2 separate regions of the Homo sapiens genome follow, and region 2 is linked to region 1. Evidence: chromatin loops called from intact Hi-C (ENCODE). Cell type or tissue: B cell. All regions are shown on one strand.

Region 1 (8,000 bases):
TGCATTCCAAAAAGTACAATTTTCTATTCTCAGTTATTTGAGCAGCTGGAAAGAAAGGCTTACACTATTGATATAAAGAAAACAAGCCAGGCGTGGTGGCTCACACCCTATAATCCCAGCACTTTGGGAGGCTGAGGCAGGAGGATTGCTTGAGGCCAGGAGTTTGGGACTAGCCCGGGCAACATAAGGAGACCCCCATCTCCACAAAAAATACAAAAATTAGCTGGGCATAGCAGCACATGCCTGTGGTCCTAGCTACTTGGGAGGCTGAGTGGGAGGATCACTTGAGCCCAGGAGTTCAAGGTTATAGAGAGCTAAGATCATTAACACTGCATTCCAGTGACAGAGTGACAGAGCAAGACCTTATCTCTTAGAAAAAAAGAGAAAGAGAAAACAGATAATGAAAAATACAAATTCGATGATATATACAGCGTATAGAGTATCACTGTATCATAAACAGTAGCAGTTAGTTGTGACAACTTATTACAAGAAATTAAGATTCTAATGAAATCATAAAAGGATAAGAACTGCAGGTTACAATCTATTGTTGATCATTTTTTCTGTATCATTAGGAGATGTTATACTTTCTCTACTACTTTGGAATTTGGAAATGTAGGTATTGAGATAGTCTTGCTTACAAAGAGCTTTCAGTCGAGTCTAAACTTTAACAAACTGCCACACTGTAGAGATTATTCTTAAAATATTACGAATAGAAAAGTGAATGAAAGATAAAAAATGTATTGGGTTACAGTAACAAAAATTTATTCTCATGCTCACAGGTCTAAAGGCTGACTGTGCATTGCTGATAAAGGCTGGGATCAGCTGGAAAACTCTGCTGCAAGCTCCTGGGGTGGGCTCTGTGTGGCTCTGGGTATATTCATTCAAGGGTCCAGGCTAAGTGGCCATTAACTTCCCAAGGTATCTTCTTCTCATGGCACCAGAGTCCAAGAAGGAAGGTCCAATCATGCAAATACTTTTTAAGCCTCTAACTTACATCATAACCACTAATTGGCCAATTCAAGCCACATGACTGAGCTCAAAGTCAAAGGGTAGAAAAGAACATTCCAGCCACCATGAGACTTATTACAGGAAATGACAAATTGGGACAAAAATAATCTCCCACATTCCTCTTTTATTTTCTTCAAGCTCAGTATTTTTCTTTCTTCAGTCATATCCCACAGGCCATGGCTTCTAGATCTTCTATCATACTGACAACATTCTTTCTATATGAATTTTACTTCTTCAGTATTCCTGTTAAATCACAATGCTTGGAACAATACAACACTCCATATGTGGTCTGACCCATATTGGTTTTCCCTTGTGAAACGTTTAGTGGCTAAAAAGTTTAAAAGCTTGCCTAGGTTTTAAGTGCACTGTCTAGAAAATATAATAGAAGTGAAATGGTCTGGGGAATTTTTTAAAATAAAATGATCAGCTGTTCTTTTTTACTAGGTACTAGCTAAAGACATTTTTTCTTCTAAAGCATAAGGGAGGTAATTCGGAATGAAAAACCCAGATTCTATATAATACTAGAAAAATTATCTTCTCTCTGAATTCTGTTTTCTCATCTCAAGCGCTAAATTCTCCACCTTAATAATATTCTTAGGCCAGTTTAGAGCTTATAAGCACTTAAATACATATTCTCTAAATTAATTTCATTTAATTCTCAACAACTCTGAGCTAGGCGTTATTTCTGCCCTTCCTGAAAGATCAGGAAATTGAAGATTAGATGGAAGGACAAGACTTCCTTTGCCCTGTGAACAATACTGCTCTTACCTCCAGGCCTGGAGGAAAGAGGCCTCTTCCCTCTGCCTCGAACATCTTTCTCTGACAACTCCTTTCTTTGCCTGCCTAGCTATTATTCACCCTTTAAGTAAATCTCTACTCGTTATGGCACTTCCTCCATAAGCTGTGCCTGGCTTTCATTTTTCTGTAAGTTATTTATTGAGTGCCATCTAGAAATAAAGGACTCCACAAGATGCCGAGGACAGAGCAGTGAACAATACAGATGTCGTCCTTGCACTTGCATGGCTTAGCACCCAACTGGAGAAAAAGACATTCAACAAATAACTATACCATTACTTAATGACGCCTGTGATAAATGCTGCAAAGCCAAGGTACTGTGGCCTGGGAGCATGGGTTACAGCCTGTCCTTTGTGCCCCATGGCTCTTCCTCATTTCACTGTAGCATTGATCATGCTTTATTGTAATTAGCTGTTTGTCTTTATTCCCCACTATGAATGGAAGTTATGAATGGTAACTGGGCTCTATTTTCATAGCTTGGTATAACTCCTTTAGACTAAAAACATTTAATAATTATGTATGGAATGAGTGATTCAATAATCAAATGGACTTGCCCAAAATACTAAATTAATGAGCCAGGATAAGATTCGAACCTAGGATTCCAATTCCCATACTTTTGTCTCTATACAAAATTACCAAGAAATGGTAATGATTCTAGTAAAATTTAATGCTAGCCTACAACATAACCACAAATAAAAAAGAAGTAACCTATACATAAACATTATTTATAAACTATGCCTGTTTGTAACATAAGAGCCTATGTACACACAGGTATCATATAGTATGGATCTTATTAACACATACTAATATAGACAGATATATACTACAGGCTGAATATCCCTTATCTGAAATGTTTGGGACCAGAAGTGTTTCAAATTTTGAAATATTTGTGCATCTATATATATAAAATGAGATATTTAGGGGATAAGACTCAAGTTTAAACATGAAATTCTTTTTTTTTTTTCTCTTGAAACAGAGTATCCCTCTGTTACTCAGGCTGGATTGCAGTGGGACGATCACAGCTCACTGCAGTCTCAACCTCCCGGGCTCAATGATTCTCCCACCTCGGCCTCCTGAGTAGCTGGGACCATGGGTGGGCACCACCATACCCAGCTGAATTTTTTAATTTTTAGTAGAGACAAGGTCTCACTATATTGCCCAGGCTGGTCTCAAACTCCTGAGCTCAAGTGATTCTCCTGCCTTGGCTTCCCAAAGTGTTGGGATTACAGGCATGAGCCACCACACCTGGCCAAAACATGAAATTCATTTGCATTTCATATATATCTGATACACACAGACTGAAGGTAATTTTACACAATATTTTTAATAATTTTGTGCATGAAACAGTTTTTTCTTGTTCTGACTGTGACCCATCACACAAGGTCAGGTGTGAAATTTCCTACTTGTGGCGTCATGTCGGTGAAGGAAGTTTTGGATGTTGGAGCATTTTTGGATTTTGGATTTTTGGATTAAAAATGCTTAATCTGTAATTAGTGACCCTACATTCCTTATTTATTCTGATTATTATTTAGGCATTTGTAATGGAGTATACTAAACATATAAAGTTATGGATTTACCTGGCAAAAATGAGTTGTGTCTAAATAAATGGTAATTACAAGTAGTTATAAATAACATAAATACAATAAATATAAATTTGGGGATCTTATTTTTAAATGTAATACAAATTAATTTCTTAAATTTATAATTCAAAGTTTATGCTTCAAAGAATGATGTTATAACAGTAAGAAACTTGCAAATGATAAAACAACACTGTTCTTTCATTCTATAGATACAAATTTATAACATAGCCAGTCTGCCATGCTAACTTAGCTAAAGACATTAAGATAGCTTACTGAATATTGAATTTTTCCTTTAATTCCTAGAAATTACAAATACAATCCCCAAATTGGTATCAAATTTTTCTTTTACTACCAAAAGAATCATTTTAAACATCGTATGAAAACAGCCTAGGTCACTAAAGGGAATTAGCACCATCTAGTGAAAAAAGCTGGCAAAACCTGTATATCAAAAGAAAACTGTAGCAGGGAGAGAGAGCCGTGTTAACTGTATATGAAAACAGAAAACAAACTGTAGCACTAACACCCCTTACGATTATGTTTTATTAATTTTCATCGGGTTCTAACAGACTTTACTAATATTACATTTGTTTTAAAGACCTAACACTCAGTATAATCAATCATTAACACATTTGCCAGAAATATGCCAATGATGAAATGTTCAAAAGAAAGATAATTTGCTATGTTGGAAGCACCATTAAATAAGTATGACCCATTAACACACTTTCTTGTCCTCTAACTTGCAGCCAGATTTAAAGGGCCTTGACTCTCTCCTCTAGGCCCTGAAAAGCCAAACCATTTTTGCAGCAGGGAAGATTAGTTAGGTAGTTGCATACAGGATTCACATGAATAGTGTGTCAAGGAAAGACTAACCAGTTGAGGGCAGATGATGGTAAGCCAGAGAGGAGATGTCAAGGCCTGAACTGAAATGGAAACAAAGGGTCTACTGCGAATGGTGAATGAGTGTCCACTGGGCTTGGGGATCACTATGACATTCAACATGCCTCTAAACTACTGCAGAAATTTTTAAAAATTGGTCATACCTCTTTATATCTTTTCCATTATTACCTTAAAGTGTTACTGAAATGCTTATTCACTTTTTTTTCTCTTATTCCCTTATTAGAGGATAAGCTCCCTGAGGAGCTTTAGCATAGATGTTATTAAAAGAAGATACAAATCATGATGTGAACTCAGTTATTTCAATGGCATAACTGTTGTGGAAACGACTAAAAATACAGTGGGTGTTCTCCCCCTATTTTTAAAAGAGTCTTCTTGTGGAACTTAGAAGAAATCTATGTTAATTATGTACGCTACCAACTCTCAAATTTGTGATCACTGCATCATGATGACAATTTTTAGCTCGTGGACGAAAAAGCAATTTGAAATGAGTTGGTCCTTTTAGCTGCATCATTTGGATGAAATGATCAACTCATCTATTATCCCATTTTTCCTCTCAATTTCAGATTAAATTTTACTGCCTATTCCCACAAAAGGCACCACAATGACAATTATAGATTAGGGCTTCTACTGAAGATAACATAAAATCATAAAAACCAAAAAGAGCACATGGCCTTTAAAAATTCACTTCTAACATTTCAACTATATAGCAACATTGTCAGTACAGCAAAATAAAATTTTACGCAAGCTAAATTCCACTCCAAAATTCTAAAACACTCTAACCAGAATTTTTATTTTCCTAAGTCTTTTACTTCACAGTGCCTCAGAGTATTTCGCCTTTAAAAGACATAACATAAATTCCAATCCACTGAAATTCCTAAGCCAGTGAACCCCAATAAGAATGATCATTTAGACTAGAAGCCTGAATGTTGACAGCTATGAGACACATACCTGAATAAAGGAAGAATTGAGGAGAATCTCCATGAATGCCCACTGTGCCTGGCCCCAAGGAGTCAGATAGGGTATTCACAAAGGAAAATACTCCACTCATGATTCCAAAGCCCAAGCCAGAAACTAAACAGGAAGAAAAACACTGTTAACTCTTTTCCTGCCAAGATTTCAAGTCAAATTTCCAAGGACTAGTTAATACAAAGTGTGTTGGAGGGGAAAGGGTGCTTATGTTCTTCCTGAAGCAGTGGACAGCTGGCTCTGGAGAGGCATGTGCTTGGCTAAATGATGAATCAGAGAGGGAAGCGGGAAGAGGAAAGGAAATGAATGGCAGAATGCAGCAGAGTAATGAAAAAGGGGAGAAAAGGGTCTAGAAAGGCACAGAAGAAATAGGTGAGACAGAGGATACAACACCAAAACTCCGGCTTACTTTATGATAACAGAGTCTACAGAGTTAAGTTTGATGGCTTAGAACTGAAATTGAGTGTAAAGGGGAACTGTGTATTCCTGAGCCCAAGTGGGGAACCTAGATCCAATCTTAAACATAATTCTCAAAGTGTAATACGCAGAGATATTAACTGCTTTAATATGAAGAGTACTCCTAGAAAAGCCAAAGTAAGATTCAGAGAAAGTAACAGTTTCATCATCTAGAAAATCTTAGTTAACTAGGGTACATACACATTAAAAATCTAACTTTCAAACCTGGTTAATATACAATGGACATACAGGTAAGGGTCACTTGCAATCATTTTCATTTACAAAAGGAACCTGGAAGACGGGGATAATAAGCAAATATGTACACCAATAGGCCAAGGCAGTAATAAACAACTACTTGAAATCTACAAAGATACAAAAGATGCAAATGACTTTTATGCCAAGTATGATTTTTTTCCTTAATGAAACCATGTGGTTCTAACTTACCATAGGCCAGCAGTCGCATAGAGGGTGCTGTCTCACCTGGGTTTATACTCTTCAAACCTTCACTGGCTTTTCTAAAATAAAACCACACATGTAATTAAGAAGAAAAAAAAAAAAAAAAGGAAGAGCAATATATCAGGAAAGTCCAACAAGACACTTCAAACCCAGATACTCACTGAGGCTTTGCATCAGGTTATACTCTAAATCTGTAATTTATTTAAACAAACCCAGCAAATTTTCAATGAACTAACATCAACCAAAATTGCCAACTAATTTTTACCTTTTGACATTCCCATAAAAGAATAAGAAAAATATAAGTAAACAAGCCGTCAGGAATTGAATTTAAAAAGATAAAAACCGCAACACTTTCAACTGCTTGCTGAACTCGGCAAATATTTAATTCAATATCCTATGGGATCTACCACTCTGATTTTTTTCCCCTTCCCAAAGTACTGTATCCTTATTCCTGCTTTGTTGGCACTTTGTTCTATCTTCCACCAGGACTATACTGGCTCTGTCACCCTCCCTTGTACCTTCCACTCTGTAGAACCTAAACTACACTCATCCTTCAGAGTCCACTTCAGGCAGCGATTTGTTAAAGAAGCTGCCTACCAATGGTTGGTAATCACTAATCTCTCCTTATTCTTAAATCCTATAATACTGATGGTCTGAACTCTCACGAGTATTTAATCATATGATCTTCTGATTCTAAAACGTTTTACATATTTGTTTTATATCACCAATAAGGCTTCAAGGGAGAAAGTGATCTGATACTTTCGTTGTATCTTGCAGAATAAAATGCTACCCTCAGAACAGGACATAAATGAACCCTTGAATGAAAGAACAGAATACTGCTCAAGAGAAAATAATCTTCAGCCGAGCATGGTGGCTCAGCACTTTGGGAGGCCAAGGCAGGAGGATCACTTGCATCCAGGAGTTCGAGACCAGCCTGGACCACACAGCAAGATCCTGTCTCTATTAAAAATAAAATAAAATAAAGAAGTGATCTTCAGAGTGATCTTATGCATCCTTCTGTTGTGGCCAATTTATAAGCTTACCATGAGTGCCATGCAGATTTGTTAGGAATGCTGGTGTGGCTGGTCAATTCTACTAGCATCACTATTACCAATTCTTGTTGGTGAGAAAACTCTGCAATAATGTAAGATCCTGACTCAAAGAATATTTAAATTATATTTACTATAAAGTATATTTATTAAGGCAACAAAAGAACCAAAACATTTTAAAAATGATTTTTTAGCAAATGTTGAAACAAGACAGGTTAACTCTAAGAATAGACAATTAAATTAACCAGAACATACTTACTTTCTGGGCATTGTGTTACTTTAAATTTCAGGGTATGGGTATTCATTATAGTCAGCTTATTCTTTACATAAATATAAATATCATTGATTACATTAAATTAAGGCAATGTAGAATTCAACCAAAATAGGGATAAGCCTAGTGAAGGGAGTGCTTTTCTAGACTCAAAAGAAACAATCTGCCATTTTGGTGCTCTCCATCTGGAAGCATTTGGTAGTGAGGACATGAGCCAGAAATTTAAGTGACCATCTTCTTTCTCTGAAGCAGTAACCAACTAAAATGTCCAATTTTCCTAAAAATAAACTTACCTCTCATAGTGATACCGTTAAAAGTGAATTAAAGCTTATGGGACACATATATAGTAAAAATCTCTGTCAACAAATATATCAATATAGTAGAATCAAAAAATGTGGGAAGATTTCTGTTTTCTATAAATTCCTCGATAATAAATAAAAGACTTGTATCCATGTGGACACAAAGAAGGGAAAAACAGGCCTAGTTGAGACTAGAGTGGGAGGAGGGAGAGGATCACAATTT
Region 2 (8,000 bases), 780 kb before region 1:
AATTTTGAAGATCAAGAAGTCCACCAAAGAAGTTTTGATTAAACCAACCTAAATGTATGGTCCGCACTTTATCTGTCCTTCATTTGGTTTGTTTTAGGGGTTAATGGTCATGTGAAGTATAGTAGCCTCCAACATGGCCCCCAAGATCCTCACTTCCTGGTATTCATGCCCTTGTATAGTTAACTTCCATATTGAATTGGAGCTGATGGGTGTGGCTAATAAAGAATGGCAGAGTGACAATGGGTGACTTCTGAGGCTAGATCATAAAAGGTATTGCTGTTTTCACCTTAGGCTCTTGGATTGCTTATTCTGTAGGAATCCAGCTGCTATGTCACGAGAACTCAAGCCACCCTGTGGAGAATTCCACACGGAGTGCAGCTGAGGCCTCCCAACAACAACCAGCAGCAATTTGCAAACCATGTGAGTGAACTCCTGATGCAGAACTGCCTAGCTCCCAAAGTCTGGACCCAGGCACTGTCTTGGGTGCCAAGGACACAAAGATACATCAGCCATTGTCTGTCCTCCTGGAGTTCATACTTATTAGCCTGGACCTTCAGCTTCTCTCTGCTCCAGGCAGTGAGTGATTCGGACTCAGTTTTATCTACTGCCTGAGCTCGTCCTGGCCAAGTAGAAACAGAAGCCGGGCAGCAGGTCCAAAGACAAAACCATGCCTTAGGGACTGTCTGGTGAGGACACTACTGACATGCAACTCCAAGTGGATCATTGCTACAGGAGTCACCTGAACTGCTGGCCCTGCTGCTCCTGGAAGCTAGATGTGACTTCTGTTGTCTCCGCTACTGCCAGAGTGATTTCTCATTTTTGTGTGACTCACTCCAGCTTCCTAGTCCTAGCTGAGATCTCTAGTCGGCTGATCTCAAGTCACATGTCCATGTCCTGGCTGCCAAGAAGGCGGGAGAAAAGAAAATCTGACCTTTGGTGTGGGGAGGTGGACTCTGTCCCCCCAGCAAGACTCACATGGTGGGAATTCTATAGTAGAGTGAGAGGGGTCAAAAAACTAACATCTACTGCATTAATTATATTAGAACATGAATTTAAACTTTATTAATCATAATGGTATCTACATAGAAGTGAAAAATAGAGGTACATATATAGTCAGAAGTAGTGTTATCTGGTCCATGTTTGGCAAGGGTTAGGAAACGTTTTTGGAAAAGGGCCACATAGGCAATATTTTAGGCTTTTCAAGCCATATGCTCTGTTGTAACTATTCAACTCTGCCCTTGTAGCACAAAAGCAGCTGATAGTCTGTAAACAAATAAGCATGATTGCACTCCAAGAAAACTTTATGGACACAAATTTGAATTTCATATAATTTTCATGTGTCATGAATTAATATTTTCCTTTTTAATTTTTTCAACCGTTTAAAAATATAAAAACCATCTTAGCTTGTGGGTTGTACAAAATTCCAGCATTGGGCTGGATTTGGCCTGTGTGCCATTAGCAAACTCCTGATTTACAAGAATGATTATCCTTTCTGAAAAGTCAGACCAATTGGAAAATCAGATAAAAGATGTGGAATGGGCCCTCTCCCTAGGGAGAAAAAGGCACTCACATGAAACTGCATGTGACTCCAGGACATTCACAGACTTGCTAAGGAGCCAGTGGACCCCGGGTTAATAACTCTGCTTTACAAGTAATGCTAGCTGAGCACTGGGCTCCCCCCTCCTTTAATAACCCCCCAGAGCCCTGAGGGTTCACAACTTTGGGAGTATAGGGGCAGAAGGTGTGATACCTTTCCTCACCCATCATAAAGGTCATGGCCAACACCCCCGTGACAAAAGACAGGGTAACAAGAGAAAAGCATAACAAATGTGGTCAATCCAAGTTTTATGTGACACAGCAGGCTTCAGATAGGAAGAATCCAAAGACCCAGGGAAAACTGTCTTATTTTTCTGCTTAGGTTTGACGAAGAGTGGACAATTGTGTAGAAATGTGATTGGACAAAAAGTGCGATCTAATGGTAATGGACTAAGTGGGGAAACCCAGCAAGGACTATCTCTTCAGATTCTTCTTGGCCTTTCTGTGTAGCATTCCTTCCTCCTGGGTATGGGGCAGTCTTATGACCTACTGTTAGATAAGGCAGGTCAGAGAATTTCTTTATGGCCAGCTCATGCACAGAAAGGCGGGGGAAAGTTAGAGTAATATTTCTAGGTTTTGTGGTTTGCTTTTTGTTGTTGTTACTGTTTTTGTTTTTGAGATGGTCTTGCTCTGTTGCCCAGGCTGGAGTGCAGTGGCACAATCATGGCTCACTGCAGCCTCAACCTCTCAGGCTCAAGTGATCCTCCCACCCCAACTTCCCAAGTAGCTGGGACCACAGGTGCATACCACCATGCCCAGCTAAATTTTTTTTTGTATTTTTTTGTAGAGATGGGACTTTGCCATGTTTCCCAGACTGGTATGGCTTGCTTTGAAAAGAGGTTCTGGTTTCTATTTCCTCCCTTGGGGAAGACAGATTCTGTTTTCTATGACTCCCTTTGGAGGAGGAAGGGGCAGGAGACAGCAGGGCAGGATATGGTCAGAGAGAGTCTTTGCTTTTGAGGCTGCTTCTGAGGCTTTCTATTCTTCTTTAATTCACAGCACACCAAGGAGCCATATTTTGGGTTATTGCTTTCTGAGCCCCAGTAGGAGCCACTACCTTCTTGTTTTTGCTTTTGAGACAGGGTCGCTCTCTGTCGCCCCTGCTGGAGTGAAAAGGCACCATCAGGGCTCACTGCAGCCTCAAACTACTGGGCTCAAGCAATTGTCCCACCTCAGCCTCCCAAGAAGCTGGGACTACAGATGAGAGCTACCACGCTCAACTAATTATTTATCCACTGCTTTCTTAGACCGTTACAAATAAGAAGCTTATGGCCGGGCGTGGTGGCTTAGGTTGGGTGCAGCGGCTCACGCCTGTAATCCAAGCACTCTGGGAGCCGAGGCGGGTGGATCACGAGGTCAGGAGTTCAAGACCAGCCTGGCCAAGATGGTGAAACCCCATCTCTACTAAAAATACAAAAATTAGCTGGACATGGTGTCACGTGCCTGTAATCCCAGCTACTCGGGAGGCTGAGGCAGAGAATTGCTTAAACCTGGGGGGCGGAGGTTGCAGTGAGCCAAGATTGCGCCACTGCACTCCAGCCTTGGCAACAGAGTGAGATGCTGTCTCAAAAAATAAAGAAAAAAATAAAAGAAAGGAAGAAAAAAAGGAAAAAAAAAAAGCAGCTTTCCCAGCTCCACCATGAAGCAACTGCTACCAAAACTGCAGATGTGTCCAGCAGGACACAATTAACTGTAGTTAGTGGGGGCCAGTTTACTAGGAAGGGGTAGGATTGCTATAAAAGTCTCATTGCACTCATATCCCAGGTGGTTTTCTGCATGTGTTAATACCATGGTAGAAAACAAGCCAGTGAATTGTTGGGGTTCAAACTCATTACTGATGCACCACTACTGTTAATACTCTTTTTTTTTTTTTTTCTGGGACATGGTCTCACTCTGTCACCGGGGCTGGAGTGCAGTGACACGATCATGGCTCTATCTCCCAGGCTCAAGCTATCCACCCGCCCCAGCCTCCCGGGTAGCTGGGACTACAGATGCACGCCACCAAAGCTAGCTAATTTTTAAATTTCTTGTAGAGATGAGGTCTCACTATATTGCCTAGGGGGTCTCAAACTCCTGGGCTCAAGCGATCCTCCCACTTTGGTCTCCCAAAGTGCTGGGATTAAAGGCATGAGTCGCTGTGCTCAGCCACATTATTTCTGATATCTTTTTGTATATATGAAATACAAGTAAAGATTTTTCCAAAAAACTTCATTGGATTTAGCCTGAACTGGTGGTTGTCCATGACTCAGGTTAGACTGCCTATAGGGCATGAGCGAACCCAGTTCTGATATGGACTTATTTGGGGCAGATGTACTGGATGTGGAGAGGATGTTGCTGTATGGGCTGTCAGGTTCTCTCCAAGTGCTGTTAGCACCATGCAGACCCTGGATCCTCTTCACAAAGGATGTGGTCAAGAGCACAGACACTGGTGCCAAACTGCCATCTTGTTCTAATCCAATACTCAGTCACTTAGTAGCTGTGTGACTTTGGGCAAGTTACCTAGCTTCTCTGTATTTTAGTTCCCTCGTTTGTAAAATGGGGATGATAAAATTACCTATTTCGTGGGGCCCTTATGAGGACTAAAAAAGGGAATGCTTGTAAAGTGCTGAGCACAACGCCTGGAACCTAGTAAATGCTTTATTAGGGTTTGTTAAAAATAGAGAAGGCCAGGTGCAGTGACTCACGCCTGTAATCCCAACATTTGGGAGGCCAAGGTGGGCGGATGGCTAGAGCTCAAGAGTTTGAGACCAGCCTAGGCGACATAGCGGGACCCTGTCTGTACAAAAAATCAAAAAATTAGCAGGGCGTGGTGGTGCACACCTGTAGTTCCAGCTACTTGGGGGGCTGAGATGGAAGGATCGCTTGAGGCCAGGATATTGAGGCTGCAGTGAACCCTGATTGCGCCACTGCACTCCCTCCTGGGTGGCAGAGCGAGACCCGCATCTTCCGGGGTAGGGGAGAATAGAGGAAAGGGCTGCTCGGTGCTAACTTGGAGAGTTTTTCCTCTGGGGTGGGTGCGATTATCTGGGAGAACACCAGATGGCAGCAAAGCATTATTTCTTAGTGACAGAGCATACCCACTTGGCATCAGCTGCCCTGGGTTTTCCCAAAGGCCCTGAGGGCACACTCACTGCCCCTCTAACCGGGCTGCACTAAGTGGTACCAGACCACCATGGACTTATTGCAGCCTGTGCCTTTGTTCTGACTGGAGTGATTATCACTGAAGACTTTTTTTTTTTTGAGAGGGAGTCTTGCTCTGTCACCCAGGCTGGAGTGCAGTGATGTGATCTCAGCTCACTGCAACCTTCACCTCCCAGGTTCAACCGATTCTCCTGCCTCAGCCTCCTGAGTAGCTGGGATCACAGGTTCATGCCACCACGTCCAGCTAATTTTTTGTATTTTTAGCAGAGACGGGGTTTCACTGTGTTAGCCAGGATGGCCTCCATCTCCTGACCTAGTGATCTGCCTGCCTCGGCCTCTCAAAGTGCTGGGATTACAGGTGTGAGCCTCGGCACATGGCCCATCACTGAAGACTTTCTTAGATATGGAACTCTTTGCCAAAGATTATGAATGATTTTGAGGCTTTGATACATATTGTTGAATTGGCCTCTGGAGAAATTGTACCAATTGACACCCAACCAAGAGTGGGGTAGGTGTTCCTGTTCTACAGTAATATTGGGTATTATTATTTTAAAAAATATTTGCCCAAGGTGGAGGATTTTGAAAAGGTTTTTCATTAGCATCTATTTGTAAGGTTAAACATGTAGAATTTTTTTTTTTTGAGATAAGAGTCTTTCTCTGTCATCCAGGCTGGAGTGCGGTGGTGCTTTCATACTCACTGCAGCCTCAAACTCCTAGGCTCAAGCAATCCTCCAGCCTTAGCCTCCCGAAGCGCTGGGATAACAGGTGTGAGCCACTGTGCCTGGCCTCTACTGGAATGTTAATGTTTTAAAAAGCTAATTATACAATACAAATATTAGCATTTTCTGTCACATATACTGCAAATATATTTCCTATTTTCTTGTTGTGTAAACATGTTTGACCCTATGTCATGAATGATATGACGATCACAGCATCATTTTTTATCATGAAAAATGTGCAACTTAATGACTAACAACATGTTAGTCATCTGCAGTTTTTTGTTTGTTTAAGATACCAGGATCTTGCTCTGTTGCCCAGGCTGGGGTGCAGTGGCAAGATAATAGCTCACTGTAGCCTCTAACTCTTGGGCTCAAGCAATCCTCCTGTCTCAGCCTCCTGAATAGCTGGGACTACAGGTGCAAGCCACCACACCCAGCTAATTTTTGTGTGTTTGTTTTTTGTAGAGATCAGGTCTTGCTATGTTGCCCAGGCTGGTCTTGAACTCCTGGGCTCAAGTGGTTCTCCCATTTCAGCCTCCCAAGTAGCTGAGATTTTTATATTTTTATTCATTTCTTTCTTTTTTTTTTTTGAGACGGAGTCTTGCTCTGTCGCCCAGGCTGGAGTGCAGTGGTGCAATCTCCACTAACTGCAACATCCGCCTCCTGGGTTCAAGTGATTCTCCTGCTTCAGCCTCCCAAGTAGCTGGGATGACAGCTGCGTGCCACCATGCCTGGCTTTTATTTAGTTTTTGAATGAGTAATACCACAGGTGGTTCAACATCAAAAAGCATTCAAAGGTATATACAGTGAAAAGACTCCTTCCCGATTTAGTTCACATCCTTTTCCAGTAGGTTTCATGATTAATCGCTCTTGTAGCTTCAGAGTTTTTTATGCCTGTAAATGCCAGAACACATATGCTCCTTTTTTGCTTACATTTTAGCATATGTTGTGCTAGAGTGCAGTGGCACAATCACCAGGTTCAAGCAATTCCCCCACCTCAGCCTCCCAAGTAGCTGGGACTACAGGCATGGGCCACCATGCCTGGCTAATTTTTAAATTTTTTGTAGAGGCAGGGTTTTGCTGTGTTGTCCAGACTCTTGAACTTCTGGCCTCAAGCAATCCTCCTGCCTCGGCCTCCCAAACTGTTGGGATTACTGGTATGAGCTACCATTCCTATCCAGTTTGTCCTTTTTTACTTTTTCTCTTTTTTAATTGCCATAAATATACTTTTATGGGATTTAATTTGTCATTCCTTAATTTTATGTATCCTGGACTTTTTTGGTCATAATTAGAAAGGTCTTTCCCTCTCCTAGGGGAATATTTTTCCTATCCTTCCCTTTAATACTTTTATGATTTTATTTTTAAACATTTCAATCTTTGAGTCATTTGGAATTTACACTGGCATAAGTACTCAGTATAATTTACTAAATACTCAGTATAAATACTCAGTACAGACTACTGAGAATTTATACTGGTATAAATGCTGAACCAACTCAGTTTTGTATCCAGATGACTAGTTATTGTCTTGACATCCCTTATTGAATAGTTTATCTTATCCATGACCATTATTTTCAAACCCTACGTTATGAATCATATGATGATCACAGCATCATTTTTTATCATGAAAAATGTGCAACTTAATGACTAACAACATGTAAGGCATTAAATAATTGATACTACACTTATTTAATGGAATCTTGATGTTTTCAAAGACTCTTTAATTACATGGGAAATTCTCAAGACAAAATTAAGACAGGCAAGATACAAAATAATATATGCCAAGTGATCCCAATTAAAAACAAGAGTGTATTTATGTATAAAAATAGAAGAAATATCAACATTTTAAGAGTATTTTATTTCTGTCTTTTAAAAAGTTTATCTGCAATGAATGTTTCCTTTTGATAAGTTGATAACCCCTAATAAATATTATTTAAAACACCAAAAAAGACTCATGTACGCAGGGCACAGTGGCTCACGTCTGTAATCCCAGCACTTTGGGAGGGCAAGGTGGGAGGATCGATTAAGGCTAGGAGTTTGAGACCAGCCTGGGCAACATAGCAAGACCCTGTCTCTACAAAAATAAATTAAAATAGTTGGGCATAGTGGCATGTGCCTGCCATCCTAGGTACTAGGGAAGCTAAGGCGGAGGGTCACTTGAACTCAGGAGGTCGAGGCTGCAGTGTGCTGTGATTGCACCACTGTACTCCCACCTTGGTGACACAGCAAGACCTTGTCTTTAAAACAAAACCAAAACACCTCTTGTGGTATATGTGTCTTTTATAAAACCATTTTTAAAAATATATTTTTAAGGTGGGAAATACAATGTATTTTCTCTCTTGGGAAAGTTTCCCTTGATTTTATCCAAACTCTTGGGGGCTGGAGCTGTAGCCCACTGCTCACATTCTTAGCTATTTCTAATGTATTTTCTATTTCATGTCTCCTCAGGTGTCTCCTACAGCTACTGGTGTGTTTTTTGCATATTGGCCTTCCAACATTTCTTGTTGAATTATTTCAGGCTCACCTTGGTCATAATGAGTGGATCTG

The links. Hi-C counts contacts between places; a loop is a spot of excess contacts. Peaks named below come from ENCODE experiments on the same cell type or tissue, not always from the same donor. Only the 100,000 strongest peaks of a DNase experiment are listed, where the experiment ranks them.
Region 2: a loop joins it to region 1, with 22 times the contacts of the local background. A loop is called at or near these places in 15 of 110 quality-filtered maps.

What each region holds. Positions count from the first base shown.
Region 1 is chr15:63,284,775-63,292,774 of GRCh38, reverse strand. APH1B (aph-1B gamma-secretase subunit) reads right to left here. Exons shown (of 6, transcript NM_031301.4): 3 at 6,147-6,217; 4 at 5,229-5,351. Among named protein-coding and RNA genes, the nearest start is that of APH1B, 11 kb to the right of the region's middle. In B cell, a CTCF peak has its summit at 3,805 (motif pointing left); a DNase peak (open chromatin) is centred at 3,794.
Region 2 is chr15:64,064,349-64,072,348 of GRCh38, reverse strand. No RefSeq gene overlaps it. Among named protein-coding and RNA genes, the nearest start is that of DAPK2, 22 kb to the right of the region's middle. In B cell, CTCF peaks have their summits at 2,681, 4,416 and 4,618 (motif pointing right); DNase peaks (open chromatin) are centred at 2,688, 4,134 and 4,648; H3K27ac peaks cover 2,449 bases.